2 separate regions of the Mus musculus genome follow, and region 2 is linked to region 1. The links are chromatin loops, found by intact Hi-C in ENCODE. Cell type or tissue: heart. All regions are shown on one strand.

Region 1 (2,500 bases):
TGTGGTGGGGGAGAAGGAGCCTGGGGGCCCAAGCAGGGAAAGTGAGATTCCAGCAGCTGGAGCCAATGAGTGTCTTCATAAGCCCTCAGATCCCCTCTGGCTGTAACCAGGAGAGCCTCAACACAAGCCCTTAAAACCCGGAACGGGGACAAATGTCACTCTCCTAAACATTGCACACTTGAGACCCTAGTCAGCTCCCAAAGTGTCCAGCTAGGGGCTTTGGGCAGGATGCTTGGCCCACAGGTGGCCCAGCACTAGGGTTGTGCCCTAGTGTGAGTAGATGTCTGGCAGACAGGGCACCTCCACGGAAGACAGACAGGCATTCAGAGGGTAAGGCTGGGAGACAAAGGTGGGGAGGAAGCGCTAAAATGGACATGGAACCCGGGGGGAGAGGCGGACAAGGGAACCATTCAGAGGGCCAGAGAGCAAAGGGAGGCCTCTAGGGAGAAAGGAGAGACAGATAGCAGGGAGAAAAGAGACAGGCAGGCAGGCAGAGGCAGGGGAGGAGGAGAGAGAAGCCAAGGGGAAGAGTGTGGAGGGGTAGCGAACTCAGGTCGAAACTCAGACCCGCGAACCGGGAAAAGAGAGCAGAGAAGCAGGGAGAGAGGGCCGCAGCAGAAAGGAAGGGTGCGGGGGAGGGGAGCGTAGCCGAGGGAGAGCGCAGGGAGGCGGGGGCCGTGAAGGATCGGGAGGGGAAGGGCGAGGGAGAGACGCCCAGGAGAGCTGAGGGGCCTGGCGGTGGGACTGCGTGCTAAGCCTTTCTCGGTTTTTGGGGGGGTGGGCGGCGGATCTCCGCCGAGATAACCCAGCCAAGCCCCCTGCTCCCCGTCCCAGCGAGGGGCCGCAGCTGTATAAATACCGGGGGTGGGGGAGCCGGGCTGCTGCCCAGGGGTCAGCGACACCGGAGAAGGCTTTGCTGTCATTAGCTAATTGAGCCCCAGATGTTAAGAAAAGGTTACATCCTCCTCCGGAGAGTTTTTCTTTTTAAACACTTTACACAGAGTCCCCGGCCAAAAATGTCCAGGAGGACGCTTCCCGCTCGGGCCTCCGCTCCCTCCCTGTGCAGCTTGTCGCGGGGGAATCCCAGTGGCCTGCCCGGAGGAGGGGCGGGGACCACCGGCGGCGGAGCCAGCCCGAGGGCCCGAGAGAAGGCGACGGGGAGCGGGGACCCAGGGAGCCCGGCTCGCGGACTCCTAATCCCACTGAAGGCTGCAGATCAAAGGCGCTGGTGCGCTCCCAGGGCGGGTGGGGGTGGGGCAGGAGGGCCAGCGGCCAAGCCGGGCTTCCAGGCTGAGGCTTCCAGGCCCAGGACTCAGACTGTCACTAGGGTGAGCTGGCCGGGCTGCCTCTAGCGCCTCTCAGAAAGTCGTCAAAGCGCCCCCACAGGGCTTTCACGGAACAGAAAAAGGGGGTGTGGTGCCTGTCTTGCAGAGAACAGAGCTATACATAAACCAGGCACTTGACAAGTATTCTTTCAATTAATCCTCACAGTAATCGAATGCTTTTAAAATCTTTATTATTCTTAGTTCATAAAAGAGGGAACAGAGTCCCAAAAGGTTAATAAAACTTTTGTCCTAGAACACTCACTTGCGTGGACAGAGCTGGAATTCAACTCAAGTACTCAGGGACACCTCCAGTTCTACAAACCCAGCCCCTTCCCTCTTCTTTCCCATCCCCTTGTTTTGTCCTTCCAATCCCCCTAGGCATCACAAGAAGCGAGCCACCCACCTGTGGCTCTGGCTCGTGGGGGAGGGAAGAGAGTGCGGTGCCAAGGGCGTGCCCATCGTGGCAACAGCTACAGGCTAAATGTGAAGGATGGGGCTGGGCAAACATGTGCCCGGGTTGAATCGCAGCTGAAAGAATGTTCATGCTCCCCCTCCCCAGAGGTGGGGCTCTCTTCTCAGAATAGAACCAAGCAAGTTGGAGCTGGAAGGGGCCTTCAAGAAGATGGGAGTCACCCTTCTTGTATGACAGATGTGGAAGCTGAGACCCAGGCAGTAAGTCCCACCCCACCCCATGCTGGGGGTGAGAGCAGACCCAGAGCGGTGGGACCAACACCCAAGGGAGGGTTTCCATCCCACTGTAGATATAAGGGAATGGAAACTGAGGTAGAGATTAAAATCAGAAAGGACCCAAGCTGGGGAAATCCATCCTACACCTTCAGGAATCAGACCCTGCCTCCACCTTGTTCCCCAAATGGCCTAAACACTGACGTCTTTGCAGAATGCCCTTTTGAGTGTGTGTGTGTGTGTGTGTGTGTGTGTGTGTGAGAGAGAGAGAGAGAGAGAGAGAGAGAGAGAGAGAGAGAGAGAGAGAGAGCTGGTGGCTCTTCTGGACTTTGAGGGTCTTATGATGCAAGATAGAGCTGGATCCTCAGACTCCCTTGGATTTCCTGGGGCCAGAGGTGCAGCTCCCCTCTGGGTGGGGCCAGAGGCCTTGTCCAGCTGCTCTGTCCCAGACCTGCACCTGCTTCACCAAGGATGGTATCTCTCTGTCAACG
Region 2 (2,500 bases), 87 kb before region 1:
TGTTATACCCATTTTTATCACTAATGTCACTAAAGGGCAAAAGCTTTTGTTAACTTGTCCACGATTATGTAGTTGGAAAATAGCAAACGCCATAGGAAAAGGCCAACCATTTGTAAAATGTACGTGAGAGTCAAATATAGGAGAAAAATGCCTTTACAATAAAGCCTAGCACATGGATGTTAAATAAACATAATTGCTGTGGTGGTGATTCAGAAATAACAGTAAATATCGAGCACTTGAATGTTAAATAAGCATAGTAGCTGTGATGATTCAGAAATAACAGTATTTAAATTCTGTGCATGACCTCCAAGGGAAGACTTTTGAAAGGTGACCTTTAAGCTTAGCCCTGAAGAGTGAAGACGATTTTAAAAGATGGGGATATTGGTAGGAGAGGGAACTTCAGAGTGGGGAGGAGGGATACGAAGCGCGAGGCAGAAGGGGTTAAAAGGTGGTATGAGAGTAATTCTGATTGGAGGGAAATGTTTCCTTCCCTCCAGCCAGCCACCACCGGCTCGTGCGCGATGCGAGCGTGGTATGTGCTCCCTCAGTGCATCTCTTATCACTGCACAATGTGCTGTCCTCACCTTGCAATTAACCGCTGAATAGCATTTCACACTGACTCCAAGAACCTGTTCCGCACTGTAATAAGCACCCTCTCCACATGCCCCCGAGGCCGCAGACAAAGACTGCAGTCTTTTCTTCATTGTCCAGAAAATTTTTATTTTCCCTAGTCTCCTGTTGGGGCCCTTCTCTTCTAACTCACCATTCCAGCCTTGTCTATGTGCAGGCATAATCACTTACTAAAAGAATATGCCCGGACTCGGTTCTGTGCTATTTCTTGAACAGAGGAGCTTCCCCACCCGGAATGGCTGCTTGCAGCGTTTCCCCCAGGCACACGCACACACTCCCCGCGGCGCCTGCACCTGCAGGAGCCATTGCACGCCGCCAGTCTAGGAGGAAGCGGAAGGGCTGCGAGCGGCACTGCCGCTGCCATCTTGGCCGAGCAAGCCGGAAGTGGCGAGCCCAGACTGCGGCTGCGCGATCGTGGGCGGGTGTGGGACTCGCCGCGACCTCATGATGCTCCCGCCGCCGTCTTCCCGGGCCTGTTCGCGCAGTCTCAGGGGTGGCATGCCGGGCACCGCCTGCCCGAAGGCATGGGGCAGAACCCTGAGAGTGGGACAGTCCTGCCGCCTCCTGCCGAGGGCGAGCCCAGGTCCTGGCGGCTTCCCTAAGCCATCTGATAGGACTGCCGCCTGTTCAGTGCAGTTTCTGCTGGTGAAGGGCAGGAAGAAGGGCCTAATCGCACGCTCCAAGACGGTGAAATATGTTATCGGAGACTTGAAGGGTCTGCACCGGAAGATCAGCTCAAGGGCCGCAGAACATCGCTGTACGTTTTTGCTTCCCAGCTGAAACAGCTCCATCGCAAGCACCACACTTACATCCTGACCAACAGGTTAAAACCTCTTGAGGGGTTGGAGGAGGATCTGGGAAGAGATGGCCCCAGATTAGGACTCTTAGTGATGATCATGGGTCTTATCTACATGAAAGGTAATAGCACAGTTCTGGGAGATGCTGAATTGCTTGTAGGGTGCTTCCATCAAAATATCTTCTTTGGTTACCCAAAAAGGCTAATTATGGAAGGTTCTGTTCAGCAGCGATGCCTTAGTTACAGACAGGTGCCTCACACCAAACCATCGGAATATGAATTCTCTTGTACTTCCCGAAGCAACCTGGAAAATCACCGAGGTGGAAGAAGTGGGGCTCGTGTCCAGGTTTCAGAAGAATGAACTACTTATTGGCCAGAGCCCTAGGAGCCAGAGCCGAGGTGGCCCATGTTATGGCCACCCTCCATGGCTGGTGAGGGTGGGGGGAAAGATGGCCAACGAGGGCCTAGTGGGCTTGGTATCCACTGTCTTTGAGTTGTAAGTAATGTCATTTCTGAGAAAATGGTGAAGCTTTAGTTTTTAGAGCTTATCAATTGTTAGCTTTTGTTACTTTTAATATATTAAATTGCTAATTTATATTTATTGCTATAATTTTCCTATAGAATTTTGTTGTAGTTTTGCTGATTTTTTAAATTAGGTATTTATTTCATTTACATTTCCAATGCTATCCCAAAAGTCCCTCACCCGCTTCTCCACCCACTCACCCACTCCCAAGTTTTGCTGATTTTTGTAAATCAAGTCGTAAAACTTTGTATTTTATTCTGAGATTCTGAATGCATTGTGCAGCATTGTAATTCTGGTCCTTGGTTGGCATGAAAGGACACAGCATATTGATCAGTGTGTGTGTGTGTGTGTGTGTGTGTGTGTGTGTGTGTGTGTAAGCTTATTTGATGCCGAGCCTCTGACATTTTTTGTTTTATTACCAAAAAAAAGTATGTACTTCTATTTACTTTTATTATAGTGATCTAAAAAAAGTTAAAATGTAGTAAATGAGTATTATATCCTGGTACACTTAATAAAGTTGTTGAGCACCTTAAATTTTGTGTTGCACAGTT

Evidence for each region. Hi-C counts contacts between places; a loop is a spot of excess contacts. Peaks named below come from ENCODE experiments on the same cell type or tissue, not always from the same donor. Only the 100,000 strongest peaks of a DNase experiment are listed, where the experiment ranks them.
Region 2: it touches region 1 in a loop (2.0-fold over the local background); 11 of 42 quality-filtered maps call a loop at or near these places.

What each region holds. Positions count from the first base shown.
Region 1 is chr16:21,244,915-21,247,414 of GRCm38, reverse strand. No RefSeq gene overlaps it. Among named protein-coding and RNA genes, the nearest start is that of Mir7680, 9.9 kb to the left of the region's middle. In heart, a CTCF peak has its summit at 1,388; DNase peaks (open chromatin) are centred at 664 and 1,274; H3K4me3 peaks cover 1,470 bases; H3K27ac peaks cover 2,114 bases.
Region 2 is chr16:21,331,882-21,334,381 of GRCm38, reverse strand. It overlaps the pseudogene Magef1. Among named protein-coding and RNA genes, the nearest start is that of Gm16863, 36 kb to the right of the region's middle. In heart, a CTCF peak has its summit at 950; DNase peaks (open chromatin) are centred at 565 and 1,041; H3K4me3 peaks cover 2,260 bases; H3K27ac peaks cover 1,812 bases.